Regions from separate parts of the Homo sapiens genome. Here all the other regions are linked to region 1. Evidence: chromatin loops called from intact Hi-C (ENCODE). Cell type or tissue: PC-3. All regions are shown on one strand.

What was found. Peaks named below come from ENCODE experiments on the same cell type or tissue, not always from the same donor. Only the 100,000 strongest peaks of a DNase experiment are listed, where the experiment ranks them.
Region 2: it touches region 1 in a loop (5-fold over the local background); 66 of 110 quality-filtered maps call a loop at or near these places.
Region 3: it touches region 1 in a loop (6-fold over the local background); 63 of 110 quality-filtered maps call a loop at or near these places.

What each region holds. Positions count from the first base shown.
Region 1 is chr13:85,803,225-85,811,224 of GRCh38, forward strand. No RefSeq gene overlaps it. Among named protein-coding and RNA genes, the nearest start is that of SLITRK6, 7.8 kb to the left of the region's middle. In PC-3, a CTCF peak has its summit at 3,538 (motif pointing left); a DNase peak (open chromatin) is centred at 3,537; H3K27ac peaks cover 328 bases.
Region 2 is chr13:84,913,733-84,921,732 of GRCh38, forward strand. No RefSeq gene overlaps it. Among named protein-coding and RNA genes, the nearest start is that of SNORA107, 130 kb to the left of the region's middle. In PC-3, a CTCF peak has its summit at 3,715; no DNase peak of the experiment used is centred here.
Region 3 is chr13:84,893,319-84,901,318 of GRCh38, forward strand. LOC105370290 (a long non-coding RNA gene) reads right to left here. Exons shown (of 8, transcript XR_007063929.1): 2 at 2,930-3,046. Among named protein-coding and RNA genes, the nearest start is that of SNORA107, 110 kb to the left of the region's middle. In PC-3, CTCF peaks have their summits at 3,011 (motif pointing right) and 3,211; a DNase peak (open chromatin) is centred at 3,013.

The sequences.
Region 1 (8,000 bases):
AGCAATTCCATAGCTTAAATTTAACTCAAATGTTTATTTTATATTTTCATTCTCTTTATTGTGTACACAAGTAATAACTTTTATAAAATGAGAAAATAATATTTAAAAAGAACAATGAGTAAAGTCTACTTAAATACACAATTGACTTATTTACATAAATCCAATTCATAGAATATAATAATAGAAGAATGTTGCCTTTCATCTTTTGAAATTGTATGCTACACAATTTTCAGATTGTGAACCCAGGGTGTTCTTTCATGTTTCACTGGAAGAGGACAAAAACACTTTCTAAACATTACTTTTTCTGTTGCCTAAGAATAAGAGTTTAATTATTATGGATATCTTGACTTCTGATAACAACATACAATTAAACTAAGAGACTAACTTTTAGATGATGAAGAATAGAAAATGTTCCTAACTTTTGCAATATACACACATCTGTAGATAAGTAGGTCATTGGCACAATGTTCATCATGTATGACTTATCTCAATGAAAGGTCATGTGTCTTAGAGGACACGTATAAGATAGATATAATATTTTATGGATATATAATGGATAAAAAGACTAGAAAAAACACTATGGAAATACAGAGGAAGAAGCGATTAAGTAAGTCACTTTGGGGAATTGGAGGAAGGCCTCACCATGAAGATAACATTGAACTGGATGTATGTTTAGGAAACTTGCCTTTTGCATTGTACCTTTAACTAAAAGTTTAATTTGTTATGTAAGTCTTATGTTTCCTCCATACTTAATTTGATCTAATAGCAAAGGTATAAAACTGATACAGGGAGTGCTTTATTCTAAGAGAAGTTTTGTAATAAAAACTTCCTCTTGGTGGTTTTAATTCAGTGAACACAAAGGAATTCTCTAATACCCTTGTTTAACCTGGCAAAATCTAAAAGAAAACGAAACAATAACTTTCCTCTGAAAGCTTAAGCTATGACCAGTCTGTCTTCATATAAATCCTATTGAAAAATTTCATAAAAATTCCTACTTCAAATGGAGGACCAAGCAAACTTAAAAAATACCTGAAAAATGAACCAAAAAAATTGTGAATAAATGTTTACACGATGCATAATGAACAATGTGCAAGAGAACAAGATGCATTGGAATAATTCTAGATTGTGAGTTATTTTGACTGTAGGGAGACACTCTAAGGAAGGGCTTATGTCTACTTCATATTTTTTCTCCATAGCACTATAGTATGTGTTGCACATGGAAAACAGTCAAATAAGTTGTTTTTTTGGATGTTCTCACGGTTGTGTAATCTTAGGATAGTTACTTCCTTGTTCTTCAGGAATGTATAAAGACAGATTTTTGGCACCCATATAACTAAATGCTATGGATCAAGATTAAAAATTAAAAATAAATAAATTGATCCCCTGTATATTTCCAAATGTTGTTTGGTAATTGTACTAACACAATCTATGCAACTAAATTATTTTATATTCAGATGCTTAATAATAAGAGTAGGCAAATGCCACATAATTAAATATTTGTGATAGATCAGATGCTTGGTGAACACCCTGCAGGACATATTAAAATTCCCGGATGTCTTCTATTGTCAATCAAGAATCATACATCACTGCCTCTGCTTATCACCGATTGCTGTGTCATTGAGGGATGCAAACTTATTTTAATAGCTATAATCTTAAAAAATTATAATATACAACCATTTTACAAAAAGTCAATTGCATTTATTTCAACTTACAATAAAGCTGTCAAAACCAAGATTATCCGTATCAAGCACAGCTATACATTTTTTTTTAACTATTATTTGAGATCATCTCTCTGGAGATCATCTCCACATAGTTGAGTAAAAGTAATAGCTTTTTAATTTTATATGCACAAATAATACTCAAGAAGATGCTGTTCAAAAACTAATTGCTTATTCTACATATTTAATATGAATGTTATTTTTAGACATCAAAAGAGACATATCTAAAATGATAAAGAATTTAAATAATGCCAATGACAACGTAAGGTTGATTAGTTGTCATGCAAACTTAAATGCCAAACTTTACATTTGTCTGGACAGAAATAAAATACTTTGTTACAACTGCATCTATAGGCTATAAAGAAAGTAATTGGTAAGGTACACATTTGTTGAGAAATAGAAGTGCATAGTTCAACAGATAAATTGGTACATTTTTAAGTTTGTACATTTTGACTTCATAACAATGAAATTAACATAAAAAGACATTTACTGAACTATTACTGCCATCAGTGGGTATTATATTAACCTACATAGTGAATAAATCATTACTGACAGGTTTTACTGAATGATATTGGCTTTTTTATTAGCAGAAATTTTACTGAAAAATTCCAAAATAATATAAGATATAATACATCTTGGTAAATAACATTTTTAGTGTTACATAACTTAGAAACTAAATATTTGTGCTATAAAGAATTCACTTAGATACCAAGAGAAAGTTATTCGTTTGGAATCAGTCTATAGTCAACACACAGAAATACATTTCACTTCCTATATATATACCTATGTGAAAAATTTAGGCTATAAGGTGAAAAATTTAGGCTACAAGGATAAACAGGGGGATATTTTTGTAAATATAATTATCTTTTTGACTATTTTACTGTATACATCTTACCTCTATTAATCTCCACTATCCCTTCTAGAACAATTTTTCTTTAGAACATTTTTCAAAAGTTTGAGTATCCTATAAAATAATACCATGTATATTTTATGTTTAAGAAAATAAGAATAGCATTAGCTATAATTTTCATGTTTCCATATACTGAAATGGGATATAGCTATTATGATATAATAATAATATACAAATACTAATAAAATTATAATAAAAACCAATAAAATCTATTAATCAAATAGCTACATGAAGTTATGCCTGTTTAAATGGACAGATTCTCCTTGATTCTTCATAAGGAAGAGAGGAGAAGTGACCTAGTAATAGTCTGTAGGAGGAAATATCAGATAAAATGTGGATATCTTCTATCAGATTTCCCTGGGCAATATAAATCCAAATTCTATCCTCATAAAATATTCATTTGCACTAAGTAGGATCTCAAATTTCTTTATTCAAAAATACTTTTAAGTTTGACGTCACCTGACTACAGAAAAAAATACTCTTTTTGTGTCATTTTTTGGGGGGGACTAATAAAAATCAGAGAGGTATTTCTAACTAGCAGTCCCTCATTTTTTCTGTAGCTCCCACGTACTGAATTTAAGGAGTTCCACAGTTTCAAACAATTATTTGATGGCAAAATTATATTTAAAACCTAGCATGTCTTTCTTAAGAAATGAATTGATTCAAAATAGCACTTACCTGCTCTTCTTTCCTTTATCTAGAGACACGTCTTCCACAAAATATGACTAATCTTTGATGTTAGTAGAAATTACTTTTTAAGAATCCTAGATTTGGGGGAAGAAGGAAGGAATGAAAACAGGGTTTTCAACCTAAAACCAACCTTGAAAATTTGTATAATATTAATAAGAGTTAAGAGAATCATTCCTAACACCGTCCTTGGTTCAAGGCATTTTTACTCTTCTAGCACCCCCTGGTGGATTTTTAAAGAAATTCTTACCTACTGAAAGAGTTGGATAGTATGCTGCTACTGTTCAAGTTTTACTCTAAATATATAGATTATATGTGTAGTTGTTCTACTGCCGGATCATAATTATTATTCTGGTGTTTTAAAAGTAGATTTTTAAGAAACAATGAACAACCAAATATTAACATGATTATAAGCAAGGTATTACAGACTGCATTTTTAGGAATCATTGACCATTTCTTAGCATGTCCTTACAAAGAATTAAAAGTTTATCTAAAAAAATAAGAGAGGGAGATAACATGCTGCAGTTATTAAGCAGAATCAAACTATCCTACATGTTTTTTTAACCTTAGGTATTTAATTAATAACATTAATAAAAATAAGGCATATGTATGTATACCTGTGAGCACTCCACATGAATGTAACTACTATAGCTAATCTACACGTAATAACAGTTTTATCCTTAAAAGATACCTATGGGACAACTACTATTACAATGGGACAATTGGAGCATATAGAGGTAAGGGAATAAATCTATTGGCACAAAATTAAGAGGCAGAATCTATATTCACTGATTCACTTCCCTCTGGCTTCTAAATTTGTTTATTCTGCAGATGACCGATACTCAGAACAATGGTTTTAATAAGTGGATACAATTTATAGAAATATCAGGTTTTGGTTCTATATATAATAGGAACAATTTTTTTAAACACTTGTGATCATCTTTTTCAATAAAAATACTTTTTGAAAACATATCCCATTCAATATGTAAGCATTAATGTCAATTGTGGGCAAACCATTGCATCAGTTGAAAACACAAAGATGAATCATTTATATTTTTACACACATATTTAGGATTCATATATAGATGGTCTCCAGCTTAGGATGACTCTTATTATTTTTCAACTTTATGGTAATGTGAAAGCCATACACATTCAGTGGAAAGCAGTAGGATACCCTCTTTCTATGCTGAGCAGAGCCAGTGAACAACACCTCCCAGCCAACCACCGTGATCTTGAGGGTAAACAACTGATACACTATAGCAGGGGACCCAAACCCCTGGCCACAGACTCGATCTGTAGCCTATTAGAAACTGGGCTGCACAGCCGGGTGCGGTGGCTTACGCCTGTAATCCCAGCACTTTGGGAGGCTGAGGCGAGCAGATCACGAGGTCAGGAGGTAGAGACCAGCCTGGCCAACATAGTGAAATCCTGCCTCTATTAAAAATACAAAAAAATTAGCCAGGCGTGGTGGCAGGCACCTGTAATTCCAGCTACTCGGGAGGCTGAGGCAGGAGAATCACTTGAACCTGGGAGGTGGAGGTTGCAGTGAGCTGAGGTTGCACCAGTGCACTCCACCTGGACGACAGTGTGAGACTCCGTCTCAAAAATAAATACATACATACATACATAAAATAAAATAAAAAAGAAACTGGGCTGCACCGCAGGAGGTGAGTGGTGGGTGAGCCAGGGAAGCTTCATCTGTATTTACATCTGCTCCCCACCACTTGCTTTACCACCTGAGCTCTGTCTCCTGTCAGATCAGCTGCAGCATTAGATGTTCATAGGAGCGCGAGCCCTATCATGAACTGTGCATGTGAGGAATCTAGGTTGCACACTCCTTATGAGAATCTAATGCCTGACGACCTGTCACTGTCTCCCATCACCATCAAATGAGACCATCTAGTTGCAGGAAAACAATCTCAGGACTCTCACTGATTATACATTATGGTGAGTTGTACAATTATTTAATTATATATTACAAGGTAATAACAGAGATAAAGTGCACAATAAATGTAACTTGCTTGAATCATCCAGAAAACGTCACCACTCCCACACTAGTCCATGGAAAAATTGTCTTCCACAATTTGTCCCTGATGCCACAAATGTTGAGGACCGCTGCTGTATAGCGGACTATGTTGCCAGATGATTTTGCCCAACTGTAGGCTAATTTAAGTGTTCTGAGTATGCATAAAGTAGGCTATGCTGCATGTTCAGTAGATTAAACTTATTAAATGCATTTCTGACTTGATATTTTCAGCTTATGTAGGTTTATCAGGATGTAACTCCATCTTAAATCAAGGAACACATGTATATTTAAATATAATGAAAGATAATGATAATTTATTGACTGATAAGGTATGCATATAAATGTCAGTTTCCTCATCAGACTACGTTATGTTAGTCATCTATACTTCTTGTCCTTCTCTCTCTGTAGATGAGAATCAAGCTGCTGTAAGGACTGACAATAAGAGGAAGTCACTTTATGTAAGCTCCCACTCTGTTTACTTCAGATATGCCTGAGGAAAGAGCCTCTAGTGCAATACATAGACCAAAAGCCTTAAGAATCAGATTCATGTTCCATGCTCTGCATCTCAGGAGCTCCTTACTCTTCCTTATCTAGGGTAGGCCTAGATATTTTATAAGATTTTCCAAGTAGATATGTAATCTTTCCTTTATAATAAAAATAACTCCTTCCATCTGTGCCATCTCCTTTCTACTCCACAATAGATACAGGTATGTTTCAGTAACTGAAGGGATGGGCGTGCATTAGTAATGTGGGGGGGTGTGCACCAGACCCCTGCGATATCTAAAGAACAAACAAGGGCAGGATTGAAATAGGAGAGCCTGTGTTCACCAAACATGACAAAGGGCTGTGATGATATCACTTCTTCTTGATCACCCTGCTCTCCCTTCTCACAACACACGTTAACAACTTAATACTTCTTATCCTCCCAAGGATTTAATTTTGCTGTCCTTTGTTAAACTCTTAATATATTAAATTTTGTATTTTTCTTGGTATTATGATGAATACTAGTTATTTTACGCTACCCTAATACGGTAGTTAGACCACCTGAATTCCTCACTGGTGATCATGTTGTTATTCTTTCGCTAAATAAACTTAAACTATAGTGTCTCCTCTCCCACGCTGTCAATTTCTATTCTTATTGCTTTCAAAAAACCCACTTATATAATAACTCTTTAAAACAAATGTACAAGTTTGTTAGATGTATGTACAGATTGAGAAAATATGTTCTCAACAATATATGCATAATCATTAGGTTATGAAAATTGTGATTTCTAGTTAGTCTTATACTGAAGTCTTTTTTAAAAATTTGATTTTTTTGTACCTCTTCTAGATGGGTAAAGTAGCTTTGTAGCTAAGAAATATATGTAGATTTATGATAATATGAAAATTATTAAAACAATACTATAAATTCAGAATCCTTATGTTAACATCGATAAATGCAAAAGTACCTGTAGATAGACAAATTTGAGGATTCTTTTAAATTGTTATTTGCAATTATTATGGTATATAATAAACAATTTTATAGGGTACATGTGATATTTTTGATACAAGCGTATGATGTATAATTATCAAATCAGTGTAATTGCGGTGTCCATCACCTCAAGAATTTATTATTTCTTTGTGCTGGAAACATTCCAATTCCACTCTTTAGTTATTTTGAAATACACAACAAATTATTGTTTACTATAATCACACTAAGCACTGATACATACCTAGAAGTGTTTTAGATGTTATTTGTCTTACACCACTATTATACATAAAGAAATTAAAATTCAGGAAAAGTGAGTTGTTTGTAATTATCTCATAGCTGAAAAGAGAGTCAGTTTTAACGTGAGCCTTTGATTTTAGGATTCTTTTTATGTGTTGCACTAAACAAAAATGTAAAGAACATTTGGGAACCATAAAATAAGCAATAATATCATTTTCTAACATATAAAATGCTTCATTCTTTTTTGAATATGTTTATATACATTCAAGAATATGTATATCTAGTATATGTATGTGTGTGTATCTATATACACAGACACTCATAATCAGGTATTTTTGTCTCCGTACTCATAATCAGGTAAATTGCTATTAGTTTCTCTTTTTGGGGATCATAAAATTCACAGTATTGTCACCACTTTTTTCATGAATATAATTATATGTCGTTTGGAAAAGTTCATGGCTAATTTTCACAGCAGTTCTTGCAGGTTGATGTTTCATGACTGATATTGACAGTCTTGTGCATACTGGTATATACAAATAGCATAAGAATAACTATGATAAGTGTAAACATTAAATAACATAGTCAGTTCTTACTATTCACAGATTCTCTATTTGTGAATTTGCCTAATCACTGAAATATATTTGTTACACCCAAATGAATATTCTCACCCTTTGCAAATTTCTGAAAGTACAGAACAATAAAAAGTTTGAGTCACCTGATGTGCAAGTACTCAGCTGAGGTCAAAGAAGGAAGCAACACTGCCTTCTTGTTTCAGTTCTTATATTATAAACACATATCAATTTCACAGTATAGTTAGTGCTACCTTTTTCACATTTTTCCTGCTTATTAGTGATTTCACTGATTAAAATGTAACACAAGCATAGTGCTAAAGTTCTTTCAAATATTCCTAAGCAAAAAAAAACAAATGAACAAACAAACAAACAAAAATAC
Region 2 (8,000 bases), 890 kb before region 1:
CTTCCTCATAGGATACTTTTTTGTTGTTTTATTTTTTCTAATTTTAGCCTTTCTAAAACAAGAAGAATATTAATTTGAAATTAGAAGAAAATTTTTCCTAATAATCTACTGGCTGTGTATCAGTGTATTAGTCCATTTTTCTACTGCTATGAAGAAATACCCAAGACTGGGTAATTTATAAAGAAAAAGAGGCAGCCAGGCACGGTGGCTCACACCTGTAATCCCAGCACTTTGGGAGGCCTAGGCGGGCCAATCACGAGGTCAGGAGATCGTGACCATCCTGGCTAACACGGTGAAACCCCGTCTCTACTAAAAAAACACAAAAAAATTAGCTGGGCGTGTTGGTGGGTGCCTGTAGTCCCAGCCACTCAGGAGACTGAGGCAGGATAATGGCGTGAACCCAGGAGGCGGAGCTTGCAGTGAGCAGAGATCGAGCCACTGCACTCCAGCCTGGGCAACTGAGCGATACTATGTCTCAAAAAAAAAAAAAAAAGAAAGAAAAAGAGGCTTAATGGACTCACAGTTCCACATGGCTTGAGAGGACTGACAATCATGGCGGAAAGTTAAGAAGGAGCAAAGGCACATCTTACATGGTGGTAGGCAAGAGAGCGTGTGCAGGAGCACTGCCCCTTATAAAACCATCAGATCTCATGAGACTTATTTACTATCACAAGGACAGCATGGGAAAACCTGCCCCCATGATTCAATTACCTCTCACCAGGTCCCTTCCATGACACTTAGGGATTATGAGAGGTACATATCAAGATGAAATTTGGGTAGGGACATAGCCAAACCATATCAATCAGCAAAATGAATCAATTTAATCCAATTAGTAATTCCTAGCCTCTTGCCTATCCAAGCTTCTTGGGCTATTTGATATTGCACTGTCAGTTTTAACTAATCAAGGATTTTGTCAGTGGCAAACCTGAGAGGTCTGTTGAAAGGAAGTGGGCTAGAAGCTGGTAATGCTGAGCTATTTATTACATGGTCATGCAAGTTTGATCCCAAGGAAAGGACTGAGAATAAAACTGTGTGTAAAAGAATCCTATACTGCTTTTTCAGTCTAAGAAAAGTTCAGCAGAGAGATAGGAGAGTTCTGGAGCCAACACTGATTGTTAGGAGACGCCCATGTCTTCCCAAATTAGGCCAGGTAAGTGTCCTTACCACTTTCAGTCATTGGCTTGATTAGTCAGTGAGAAATTTATCTTCAGTGCAAATGTGGCTGATAAATTCCAGAGTACAGCAGCTAGGGTTCTTGGTCAACCATGCTCCCATTCTCATGACCACCAGTGTCCACTCACGCTTGCTGTAGAGCTCAAAATCTCCACACAGGTTCATGGATCAGTTCCATGGTTACCTGGGACATATTTAAGGAAAAATATAGGAAAACATTACTGCTTTGAAGTTAACCCTACTGATGCAGTTGATCTAAAAATATCTGACTGATACTCACCCTCCTTCCATCATTATCCATTTCAAACTTTTTCCAACCTTGCTTGGTAGTGTGAGTGTCAAACTTTCATTCTTGAAGTACCTGATTCTGCAATAATCATAGCCTTCTTCTTCACCTAGGGTTGCAGCATTCACAGTTAAAATGAGGCAAAGGAGTACCAATGGAACAAGAAGCACCCAAGTAGATCACCCGGGTTTCATACATATTTCTCCCTGCTCCATTGCATAATGACAACCGTTTTTCCTTTTACTGATGAAGGTCAATTATTCCTGACATTCTGTGACTCCTCTTTTTGCCTGGTGATCCCTGGGCACATGAATTTTGAAGTTACCCTATTGGTCTATAGTTAATTTAAACTTAACTATAACTTATCGTTAAATGGGACCCTTGTTATGCCCCCTGCCCCAGTGCTACACTGTGTGGGATTCAAGCCTGTGGATCAAGCATTCCTTAAGCATGTATGTGGTACTAATAACTAAAGCTCTTTGTGTAATGAAAGCAAACCCGTATAAGAATCTATCACTCGGCCGGGCGCGGTAGCTCACGCCTGTAATCCCAGCACTTTGGGACACCGAGGATGGTGGATCACGAGGTCAGGAGATGGAGACCAACCTGGCTAAAACAGTGAAACCCCGTCTCTACTAAAAAGATAAAAAATTAGCCATGCGTGGTGGCAGGCGCCTGCAGTCCCAGCTACTCGGGAGGCTGAGGCAGGAGAATGGCTTGAACCCAGGAGGCGGAGCTTGCAGTGAGCCGAGATTGCGCCATTGCACTACAGCCTGGGTACACACAACAGAGCAAGACTCCGTCTCAAAAAAAAAAAAAAAAAAAAAATCTATCACTCTAAGAACAAAACTTCTGACCCTTCCAACTTCAGAATTTTCTGAGAAATAGATGCCAACAAAGGATTAAATAAAATTAAATGTGTGAACCTTTTATTAGAAAAAAAATCTGAGAAAACGTGGAGAGAAACCTGGGTCTTGGAGAGCCATCAGATTGTGTTTCTAAGTGTAAAGGAGATAGAAAAAGAAGGTTGGTGGAAGCTTTCCAGATAGCAGTGCAATCTAAGAAAAGTTTATCAAAGCTATCGAGGAGTTTGTGAGTCAAAGATGGCTGTCAGAAATGTCCTCCTGTCTCCTCAAAATAAGCCTGTTTTTGTACTCATAGCATACTCGGTTATTGGCTAGCAGTGAGATGGTAGAAAGCATGGCCTTGGGGAAAACATGAAAATGGATTTTAAAGCATAGTAACTGGGGCTTCTGGTCAACCATGCTGTCTAATGGGAAAGTCAGGCAGTGTATTCTCATTACTGACACACTTGTATTCTTATTCATTAATTGAATAGTTCCTGCTGATAATCAATACTTATTTGTTAAATTACTAATCAAAACGTTACAAAAATGTATTTGAACTTATCTTTTTAGAATTGTACTTGAGCCCATTGATCAAATGCAAAATAAATCCACAATTATATTTTATAATGACTTATTTTCATTTTACCATTTGTCCAATTCCTATTCCCCTTCTATTACCTAGCGTGGTTTTAAAACATTTTTGGTGGTGGTTCTTGCCTTCATTCACAGAGCATGATATATTTTCATTACTGATGATGTTCAAAATAGTTTTTGTGTAAAATATGTGTATGGGCAAAAATATAAACTCTGCACATAGATGAACTCTATGCTATATTGAAAAGAAATCAACATGAGGAGTGAGGTGTGTTCACACAATTCTATATATATTATTTTAATATCACTTATTTTTCAACATTTAATATTTTATAAACTATTAGGGCATATTTCGTCAAGTAAATATTAAATTTATTCTGACAACTTCCATGAACCATCAACCTCTATTTTCACAAAAATCCAACAAATGTTATTATAAAAACTTATTAGAGATTTTTAAATAAATCTTTTGAAGTACAATTTTCTTAATATCAAAACACGCATACATAATAAATACATGCTTTTAATGGTATATATTATTTAATAGTATGAGAACATTTTACTGATTTTATAAACATATTAATATAAAAAGAATAAATTTTAATACTATGAAGTGTCTATATCTATAGCCATATCTGTCTCTATTTCTATATATATAAGCACACACATATACAGACATACATTTTATTTATTCCCTGGGAAATTTCTTGAAGAAACCTAAAATTATACTTAATGAATAAGAATTAGTCTGTAACATTTGCAATGTTGTTATGCATTATATTCAATACATGATACATTTCCCTCAAATTTCACTAGATGGTGCTATGTATTAAATATAACAAATTTTATGTTTAGTAACAGAGTTCATCGTAATAAACTATCTATTAACATGCTATTATATTTATGACTATAAAACAGGAAACTTGTATTATATGACTGTTTTTATTCATTTATGGGCCTCTTTCATGAAAAGACCTACCGACACAAGTGATGAGAAGGCAAAAACAGAAAGTGAAGACCTCTTTCCCCTAAAATGACTGTTGAGGTTGTTTAATGGTGTGTGAGAGCTTATCAAATTTTCCCTGGCTCACACCCACCTACTGTGTTATCACTTATCTTTTTTGATGGCTAATTAAGTTATAATTTATAAATTCCATATAAAACGTATTTTCTAAGATGTGCAGTAATTATTGATATATACTAATTGACCATACAGAATTAATCCGATCAACCATTAAAAAATTCAGGCACTTATTTTTAAATTACATATCACAAGTGTTATCAGATCAAGTTGTTGGGATCCCTGTCAAAGAAGGTCAAATGAAAATCTTTGAAGATCATAGAAGCATAGTCGTTACTTTCTAAATATAAGTAAGCCTATCCTAGATACAAGGCCTTATAAACACTCAGAAATGATAATCTCATAATCTTCTTTTGCTTTTGTTTGAATATATGTTTTATTCCTTATCATGACTGTCTCTAGTATGTTTAGTTTAAGCCAAACTTGTTTATAGAAAAAATTCATTTTGTGATTTACATCAAGAATTTTTAGCCTCAGTACTGCTATTGATGATAGAGCAAAACATGGTCACTGAAAAGTACAAATAGACAAAGGATTATGAAAACGCCTGGATCCTACCATGTAATATACCACTTCTTGGTCTACTGATTCAGATATGTTTATAATCATGAATATAAATGCACTCTAATTCAAGCCTAACCTGATTAGATCTGCATAAACTTTCAAAGGTTAATCAAGTCAAGTGAAGTGCAGCACAACTGTATATGTAGGTTCTCACCCTTAGCAGACTTTCCATATGAAGTGGGATTGCATTTCTTTTACTTTTTCCTAACATCAAGTTATGAATGCATGAGCCTTTGTCAGTTCACTTATTAGAAATTAGTTCCACCTGAAGTGTCTGCCACAAGTTCTTCTGCAAATAACACTGGTAAAGTTAAAACTCTGAAAGGAGCAGTTACCGTATTCTTCTGACCTTGGCTAATGTTGCATTCTCACATTGGAGGGGGCTGCTCATTCTTCTCAATGCTTGCCAGTTGAAACTCTTTGGAACTAAGTAGTCACAATTTCTGCCTAAGGTATTCACTTCTGAAATTCATGCTGACTTTGCTGATGGTACCGTGAATGCTGCTGATGTTATAGTTACTAACAAAGAAGTGGTTTGGCATTGCTCTTTCTTTGTAGTCTACTTCCACTTTGCCAAAAAATGTATAGCATCCCTACCACCATCACCAATATCAACAGAATCATTCCAACCTCCTTAGTTATTAGAATCTGGCTTATAGAAAAAAGGAAATTTCTCCATATCCCCACTACTTCCAGGTTGACCTTTTATTTGATGTTAAAAATGGAAGTATTAATTTTATCAGATAAAAATTAATAACAAACATTTAAGCACTCCTCAAGTATTTGGAAATTAAGCACAGCATTTTTAAATAACACATTGATCAAAAAGAAAGTTTTCAGAAAACTTAGAAAATATTTTAAGATAAATAAAATCACAAATGCAACATATCAAAATTTGTGAGTTGCAGATAAATCAGTACTGAAACAGAAACAGCAAAAAATCCATGTTTAAGAAAACAGGGCCCCAGTCAATAATCCAAGTATACAACTTAGGAAAATATTTAAAGAAGAATAAATTAAGTCCAAAGCAAGTGGAATAAAGAAAATAGTAAATATAAGAGCTGAAAGTATTTAAACTGGAATCAGAACAGCAAGATAATAGCAGTGAAACAAAACCTGCTTCTTTGAAAGAAAAATTGACTAATCTCTAGCAAAACTGACCCCACACATAGACACAAACACAACACACAAATTATTCATATCAGTAATGAAAGGAAAAACATCCCTGCAAATATTAAAAGATAATAAGTAAATACAGGTAGAGTATTCTTTATCAGAAATGCTTGAGACTGAAAGTCATTCATATTTTGGACCTTTTCAAATTTGGGACAATTTGCACATACCTAATGAAATATCCTGTGGATATGACCTAAGCCTAAATACAAAATCCACTTGTGTTTCATATACACTTTATACACAGAGTCTAAAGATAATTTTATATAATACAGGTCGAGCATCTCTAATCCAAATATTCAAAATTTGAAATACTCCAAATTCCAACACTTTTTGAGCAACAACATTACACCACAAGTGAAAAATTCCACACTTGATCTCATGTGAGGTGTTTCAGTAAAAATGCAGTCAAAACTTTCTTTTATGCACAACATTACTGAAAATACTGCATAAAATTACCTTCAGGCTCTGGGTGTTAGGTGTATATTAAACTTAAATGAATTTCGTGTTCAGAGTTGGGTTCCACTCCCAAGATATCTGATAAGGTTTGGCTCTGTGTCCCCACCCAAATCTCACCTTGAATTGTAATCCCCATAATTCCCACGTGTCAAGGATGGGACCAGCTGGAGGTAATTGAATCATAGGAACCGTTTCCTCTGTGCTGTTCTCATGATAATGAAAGAGTCTCAAGAGAGCTGAGGTTTTATAAGCATCTAGCATTTCCCCTGCTTGTACTCATTCTCTCTCCTGCTGCTCTGTAAAGAGGTGGCTTCTGCCATGATTGTAAGTTTCCTGAGGCTTCCCCCACCATATGAAACTGTGAGTCAATTAAAACTCTTTTCTTTATAAATTACCTAGTCCTGGGTATGTATTCATAGCAGCACAAGAACGAACTAATACAATATCTCATTATATATATGCAAATATTCTCAGATCTGAAAAAAAACCAGTATGAAATCTGAAACACTTCGACTCTCCAGCATTTTGGATAAGGAATTTTGTACACCCTTTACATAAATTCACGTGTGGAAAATGTATATACATATGAAAAAACATGAATAGATAGGGTTTATATAAGTAATTAAAGGCTAATTTATTATTTATAATATTTATGATAATTCACCATATTAACAGAAAGTAGAAGAATAGCACTATGATCACCTCAATAGATTTAGATAAGACTTTGGCCAACATCTGATCATGATAACAACTTTCAGTAAATTATGAATAGGTGATTAGTTCCCTAAACTATCTATCCTAATGCAAATCTGCAAAAAACCTACAGGTAACATCATATTAAATAGTGAAAGATTGAACAGTTTCACTGAAAGATGAGTGGCAAGGCAAAGAGATCCACTTTTACCAGTATCATTGAGGTGATACTGGAAGTCTAACCTATTAAAATACAGGAGGAAAAAGTTATTTATGAACTGGAAAGGGAAAATAAAAATTTCTCTAATCAAATACATTTTGATTGTCCATGGACTCTACACAAAACCTCCAAGAAATGATGACAGTTCAGCAATGTTTTCAGATACAAGCTCAATATACAAATTTCAATTGTATTTCTAATTATCAACAATGAATAAATAATTCTAAAATGTGTATTTAAAAGCAGAGAATTTAGAATAGCAAAAATAGTTTTGAAAAAGAACAAAGTTGGAATAGTTACCTGATTTTATGATTTCCTAACAGTAGCAATAATCAAGACATCATAGCATTAGTGAAAAAAATAGACAAAGCAACCCATATAGTATGGAATAGAGTTATAAGATCAACACACATATGTATAGTTCATTGATTTTCAACAAAGATGCCAAGGCAGTTCAATGAAGAAAGGAGACTTCGACAAATGTTATTGGAAAACTAGACATCTATATGGAAAAACAAAAACAAACACAAAAACATTACTCATACTTGACACCTTAGAACAAAATTATATCTACATAGATCACAGACCTAAATACAAACTTTATACCTATACAAATTAGAAAATAAATTTAGGACATTTTTGTTGTTTTTTTCGAAGTATTTGTTGGTTTTTAATATTCTAATCTGGTGTACTATAGTGCAACTTCCTTATCCATTTTCTCATAAAATATATTTCAGTTTTTCTCCAGGTTGGGACTATTATGCATGATGCTGCTTTGAACATCACAATACAACTTTTTATGTTAATATATTTTCTTTTCTGTAGGATAAATGCCCAAGAATTAAATTTCTATTTCAAAAATTGATTTTAATTTTAAAATGTATGTAAAAATGATTTTTCCAGGGTCAG
Region 3 (8,000 bases), 910 kb before region 1:
AATAATTAAAAGATACTTGGAAAATTCCAAATATATGGAAATTAAATAACACATTTCTAAATAACATCTAGGTCTCAGGATAAGTCTGAAAAAAATTTATAAATATTTTGAACTCCATAAAAAGAAAATAAACTTACTGCAATTTGTATGATGCAGCAAAATAATTCCTAGAGGGTAAGTTGTAGCAGAAAATGTATACGTTACAAAAGAAGAAATATTTAAAATCAGTATTCTAGTATCACAAATTATGACACTAAAAAAATTGTAAATCCCAAATAAGTAGAATAGTAAAAATTCGAGAATTAATAAAATTCGAAACAGAAAATCAGTGAAAAGTATGCTATTAGACAACATCAATAAAACTGATAAGCCTCCAACCAACTAACCAACAAAAAAGAAAGGAGACACAAATTACAAGTAACAGAAATATTACTACTGATTTCATGGATATTAAAATGATAGGGAATATTGTGAATGAAACTATGTCTATAACTTTGATAACCTAGATAAAATGGACCAATTTTTTGAAAACACAATTAGAAATAAAACTAGAAGAAATAAACAATCTGCATAGGCCTTTATCTATTAAATAAATTGAATAAACAATTAACTTTTAAAACAGAAAGCATCAGACCTGGTGATTATGTGTCTGGAATTGGTGGGCTCTTGGTCTCACTGACTTCAAGAATGAAGCCATGGACCCTTGTGATGAGTGCTACAGTTCTCAAAGATGGTGAGTCCGGAGTTTGTTCCTTCTTGCTTCTGGTGGGTTCACGGTCTGGCTGACTTCAGGAGTGAAGCTGCAGACCTTTGCGGCGTTACAAGTCATAAAGGCGGCGCCGATGGAAAGAGTGAGCAGCATTAAGATTTATTGCGAAGAGTGAAAGAACAAACCTTCCACTGCCTGGACGTGACCCCACTGCATTGCCATTGCTTGCTGGGGCGGCCTGCTTTTATTCCCTTATCTGGCCCCACCCACATCCTGCTGATTGGTCCATTTTACAGAGAGCTGATTGGTCCGTTTTACAGAGCTGATTGATCCATTTTGACAGAGTGCTGATTAGTGCATTTAGAAACCTTTAGCTAGACACAGAGTGCTGATTGGTGCGTTTACAGTCCTTTAGCTAGACACAAAAGTTCTCCACGTCCCCATCAGATTAGCTAGACATAGAGTGCTGATTGGTGTGTTTACAATCCTTTAGCTAGGCACAGAGTGCTGACTGGTGCATTTACAATCCTTTAGCTAGACACAAAAGTTCCCCGTCCCAGAAGCCCAGCTGGCTTCACCTCTCACTGGCACTGGCTGCAGGACTTTGTGGCACCTAGCCCGCGCACTTCGGCAGCCCAGATGGAGCTCATCTCAGACAACCAAGCGGAAAAGAGGGGAAGCCAGAAAGAGATGGAGACCCAACATTGTGGCCAATGAACCCGCGAAGAGGGAATGGCGTCCACGCATGGGACCCAGCCTCTGATCAAGCCCAGCAGGTGCCGGCTGGCCACACAGAGTGCGGGGCCCACCGAGCCAGCGCCCACCCTGAACCCGCACCGGCCGGCGAGCGCAGCATGCAGCCCAGACTCCGGCCTGTGCCTCTCCCTCCACACCTCCCTGCCAGCAGAGGGAGCCAGCTCTGGCCTCGGCCAGCCCCAGGGAGGGGCCCCCACAGCCAGCCCCAGAGATGGTCCCCCACAGCGCAGCTGCGGGCTGAAGGGCTCCTTGAGCGTGGCCAGAGCGGACGCAGAGGACGAGGAGGCGCCCAGAGCAAGCAAGGGCTGCTAGCACGTTGTCACCTCTCAATTAGCGGGGGCTACCCCAAGGTCCACAAGCCTACCTGGTGAGGGAGTCATGAGTAAAAGTAAGGTTATATTCTAGTTATTTAGAAAATATTTCTTTCATTCTTTAAATTTTTTATCTGCTTTTTTATATTGCTAAAGCACTACTAATAAAATACTAATTCGGTTGTACTCAAACTTTTTTTCTACTAAAAATAATCTAGGTGAATGGTAAATTAAAAAAAATTGGGAAATAAACGGCCTGGCGCAGTGGCTCACGCCAGTAATCCCAGCACTTTGGGAGGCTGAGGCAGGCAAATCACAAGGTCAGGAGATTGAGACCATCCTGGCCAACAGGGTGAAACTCTGTCTCTACTAAAAATACAAAAATTGCCCGGGCGTGGTGGCTCAGGCCTGTAATCCCAGCACTTTGGGAGGCCGAGGCAGGTGGATCACGAGGTCAGGAGATCGAGACCATCCTGGCTAACATGGTGAGACCCCACCTCTACTAAAAATACAGAAAAATTAGCCAGGCATCGTGACAGGCACCTGTGGTCCCAGCTACTTCGGAGCCTGAGGCAGGAGAATGGCATGAACCCGTGAGCGGAGCTTGCAGTGACCCGATCTCGGCTCACTGCAAGCTCCGCCTCACGGGTTCATGCCATTCTCCTGCCTCAGCGATTCTCCTGCCTCAGCCTCCCCCAGTAGCAAGTGCTGGGATTACAGGCATGAGTCACCATGCCCAGCCCATGAGGGCCTTTAAAAGATGTGAGGTTGTAAGGATCCCTTCTGTAATGAGCAACGTTTACAGATCAGAGATGTTTTACTTCTTTTTTTTGAGATGGAGTTTCGCTCTTGTTGCCCAGACTGGAGTGCAATGGCGTGATCTCAGCTCACTGCAACCTCCATGTTCAAGCAGTTCTCCTCCCTCAGCCTCCCGAGTAGCTGGGATTACAGGCATGCGCCATTACGCCCGGCTAATTTTGTATTTTTAGTAGAGACTGGGCTTCTCCTTCTTGGACAGGCTGGTCTCGAACTCCCGACCTCAGGTGATCCGCCCCCCTCGGCCTCCCAAAGTTCTGGGATTACAGGCGTGAGCCACCGCGCCCGGCCCCATTTTGATAATCTTTTATTAGGAAAAAAATATCATGAACATTACCTGAGTTTTCTTATTTAATGCAGCATACATCACTGCTATTCCATTAAAACAGACAATTTTCTCACATTTTCCAGCAGGTGGCAGCACAGACTCGCTATTTGAACCAAGTTTACGCTTCTAAATAGGCAAAAAGAAATGGTAAAAAGACATGAATACAGAATATTTAGAAACATTTTGGGGCACTATAAAACATCTTTATAAAAATGTTAATAGTGGCAAAAATCATGTTTTCATTATTGTAAATCATATTTGTGTAGGAAAAGTAAAATTCAAGATCATGGTGAGTTACCCTTTGAATTAGAACTTTTCTTAGAATCATCTCAGGCACATTTAATGAAGCTTTCTTTGAGAGACTATTAGTGTTTAATAAATCTAAAATAGAATAAAAGTTGCTTTGAAAATCTGCCTTAATTAGTGATACATATCTTTTTTATTGTACATAATCCTAATACTACGTTGGATATTTAATTAAAGAATAAAACAACATTAGAACTCTTGCTTTAACATGAATTCTACTCAGTAGAATTGCCATATGCAAGAGAAAATATCTGCATTACCCAAACTAGCTTTTCTCCTCTGTTCTCTAACATCGCCGTCCAACTGATTGTATCAAGTGGTAAACTCGATTTTTTCAAGCTGTCCGTCTCCCTCTTCCCCATTCCATGTATCAGCTCTTGTCATGTCTTACTAATCTCTTACCACTTACATTTTATGGGATCTGTCTAATCTTTTCTATTTCCCTGCCACTTCTCTGATCTGAGCCACCATATTATTTAGATAACCTCTTTGTCTCACAAAACATCCACCAGCCTCAGTATTTTACTATTACTGTGCATTGGAGTGAGAAAAATTTCTGTAGCAAAAATTATGTTATATCCTTGCCTTTCTAAATCTATGGAAGGCTTTGTCAGTGCTCCTTAGATAGAGTTAACCTCCTTTACTCAACAAGTTAAGATAATTTGTTAGGTGCTGGAGTATAAATAATGAATAAAGAAGAAATTGGCCTCAACTACTGAGTGTAAGTATTTCAGGGAAAATTAATGAAAAATACATATAAAATTAATATTAATATAAAAATTAATATTGTAGTTTGACTGTGTTAAAGAAGTTCAGCATGTTAAGGGAGCATAAAATAAAAGAAAGTGGTCCAAAAATTCTCTCTGAGCAATGCTATTTATGTTAAGGATTCCAAGAGGGAGGAATGAAACAATCGAGGAGGGAGAGAAAAATGAATGGGCAAGTAGAATGGGTGGAGACCATGACACTGTGTATGAGCTGTATCCTCCTATGCAGCTTGAGTGACATGCTGAAGAAGTACTCGCTTATATTTGAACTTTGTTGTCATCGAAGAATTGATTCATGGGAAATTCCCTGATCAGATTTGTAATTTAGGAACTCAAATTGCATGAGAGGAATGATTTGTGGCTGGGAGTGAGGGGAGTGAAACACAAAACAAGGAAAGGATCTATCTACTTAAGAACATAGTTTTTAAGGCCTTTAGTGGAGTTGTGGAAACAGTGCTGAGGAATGAAAAAAGTGTAAGAATGATAAAGTATTTCAACAGAAGAAATTACATTGCAGAAAGGACTCTGTAATGAGTCTTAAGATTGTAACCTGTGTAGGCCGGGTGCAGTGGCTCACGCCTGTAATCCCAGCACTTTGGGAGCCCGAGACGGGTGGATCACGAGGTCAGGATATCGAGACCATCCTGGCTAACAAGGTGAAACCCCGTCACTACCAAAAAAAAAATACAAAAAATGAGCCGAGCGTGGTGGCGGGCGCCTGTAGTCCCAGCTACTCGGGAGGCTGAGGTGGGAGAATGGCGGGAACCCGGGAGGCGGAACTTGCAGTGAGCCGAGATGGCGCCACTGCATTCCAGCCTGGGAGACAGAGCGAGACTCCGTCTCAAAGAAAATAAAAAAATAAATTAATTAAAAGAAGATTGTAACCTGTGTAATGTATAGAACTGAAATGTCATTACTAAACTAGTAAATATAGAAGAACCAACAAGATGATTGATTAATACAAGCTAATTTTGTATATTTTGAAGTTGAGCATCCTGTGAGACTGCCAGTTGTCTATCACAAACAGAATTTCGATAAAAGTTTGAACCTCAAGATGGAGTGATAGTTCAGTATCTAGGGCTTAGTGGAGGCTGGAGCTAACCACAAGGAGCTGAGGTACCAGTGCTGTGGTGAAACGGGAAAAGTTCCCTTATCCCCCTCGCAGGGCGTGAGATGGGGGTGTAGCTCATGGGGGTGTACCTCACTTCTTCGGTGCCCCGTTGTTCAAGCCTCTAAGGGAAGCATGCAGACGGGCCGGCTGTGAGGCTCTGATCCCATAGCAGCGTCTAGAGGTGAATGTTTACAGCTCCTGAACCCCCAGTGGGCATGTGTTACAGGGTGCTCTTTTAGGTTAGCTGTCTGGAGGCGGCTTGTGTTAGCTCAGTTAGATCCCTGCCTTATCACAAGGACAGAGGGCTTTCTGTATCCTGGGGTTTCTTGCCTTGATGTACCAGAAGAATAGGATCACCCGTGGGCTTGGAGAATGAGTGCAGGGTTTTACTGAGTAGAAGTAGCGCTCAGCAGATGCGGGAGCCTGAAGGGAGATAGAGTGGAAAGGTGGTTTTCTTCTGTATTTGGGCTGCTCAGCGGCTGGGCTCTCCTCTGACTGCCCCGGCCGAACTCTACATCTTCCCACTGGTCCATGGCCTGCCAGCCTGCTGGTCCCTATTGATGTGCCCTTACGCCAGCGTGTTCCTCTTGATGTTCAGCCACTTGTGTGTACCCACTAGGGTGTTGGGGTTTTTATAGGCACAGGATGGGGGCGTGGCGGGCCAGGGTGGTCTTAGGAAATGTAACATTTGTGCAAGAAAACAACTGTCTGTTTTCACCTAGGTCCATGGGCACAGGTACTGGAGTGGAGCCCTAGCCAGGCACCCGCCCTTCTCTACCCAACACTTCCCTACCCCTCTCCCGTATCAATGGAAGTAAAGATAGTGTGCTTCAAACTCTCTTTTCAAGACATCTGGCTGCGAAAAGATTAAAAATATAGAACAGAAACAGTGGAGAAAATGCCTGTGTTTTGTTTCATATCTTGAGTTTCGTTTCATATCTTAGGATGGGAGGAGCATAAATCTTAAATACTGAGGTCAAAGAGCCAGCGAAAAGTAGTGGCTAAAGAATCATCACGAGTACATATTCAATGATACAACATCCCACAGGTGTGGGAGGCACGCAGGTGATAGAGAACACAGGAAATGTGATGTTGAGTGCGAGAGCAGCCGCCAGCCTCTTCCATATGGACATGAGGGGAGGATGGGTGAGAAGGTGAAGATTTTTGTAGGTGAAAAACAAGTTCACTTTGGTTTCCCACTTTTAAAATAGAAAATGAGACAATCAGCTGAGAACAAACAAGATGATTGTAGTTTGGGGCACGTTAGTAAACAAATGAAACTTTATAAGTCTACTTCAGGGAAAGAAAAAGAACTGAGTAGAAGCACGAAGAAGGACTAAATGCAAGAAACAAATCATATTTCAATTCTAGATTATAGAACATTAAAGTCAGCTTTCAATGCCGTGAGAGACAGTGAGGTCATATAGTGGATAATGGGTGTTAAATATTTCAGAGGTGGTATATTTTGGGGTCACCACCTCACATAAAAAGACTGGTAAGTTTACAAAAATATGTCCTACTACTCCTTTACAAAGGGTAACAAAAAGCACAAAACACAACAAACTAATATCAGAGATTTTTAATAGGAAATTTACAGTAAAATTAGAGTATGAAGAATATGTTTGAACAATGTGTTAAACAATATACGTTTAAAGCAGGATGGATATATAAGAATGGCACAGATATAAATATTGTTTAGGAACTTATAAGAACATTGATGTTATTAAGAGGAAAACTTGTGCACCTCACAATAAACTTCAAAATCCTACTGATCAAGATAAAAATAAAGAGAGATGGAAGTGATAGATTTCTCACTCAAATGCTGTGCAATTGCCTAAGAACCTTTTCCTTTTCTTTCTCAGTCTACCTCTTCAGTGATAGATTGCTCTACAGCAATCTCTTTTTTCCTCATCTCAATCAACCTTCCATTTTTCTCCTTTGAGTACTTTGGGCCCCAACATTTTCCCTCTTTGGTCAATTTGACCTTCTTTCTGATTTCATATTTCTTTCTCTTTTTTTTTTTTTCTAACTTGTTACATTTATGTGTAACTACTCTGTACTCAGCCTGGTGTTAAATCAACTTTTTAAGGTGTATTATATTAAAGAGCAATATTATAATGATTTAAATACTATTGATTGTTTTGCCTGACTTTATTCTGGAACTCAAGAAACATAAACAAATATATTTTTTTAAAAAATCATTTTTGTCTCAAAAGACAAAACTGTGGACTACAGCAGAGAAAATAATTTAATTTTGCTACACTAGTAAAATTCATTTCTTTTTATTGAAGATAAGTTTTGTAAAATCAGCAGACAAAAAAATCATCTGGTTTATGAGGTAAATGATGGTTTTCTTTATTTATAAAACACATATTTCTTTAAAATGCTTCTCCATTTTTATTTTTTCACATACTGAACTAGTCTGTTCTCATGCTGCTAATAAAAAGATACCTGAGGCTAGGTAGTTTATAAAGGAAAGAGGTTTATTTGACTTACAGTTCCACATGGCTGGGGAGGCCTCACAATCATGGCAGAAGGTGAATGAGGAAAAAAGTCACATCTTACATGGTGGCAGGCAAGAGAGCCAGTGCAGGGGAACTCCCTTTTATAAAACCATCAAATCTCGTGAGACTTATTTGCTATTGTGACAACAGCACAGGACAAACCCGCCCCCATGATTTATTACCTCTTCCCAGGTCCCTCCCACAACATGTGGGGATTATAGAAGCTACAATTCAAGATGAGATTTGGGTGGGGACACAGTCAAACTATATTGCATACTAAAGAAGAAACTATGTATATCCTTTAAGTTGCCAATATATTGACATACCTGTTTGTTTATTGACTTGTCACTGTTCACATATTCAAGATGCTTGGAAATAACACTCCTTTAACC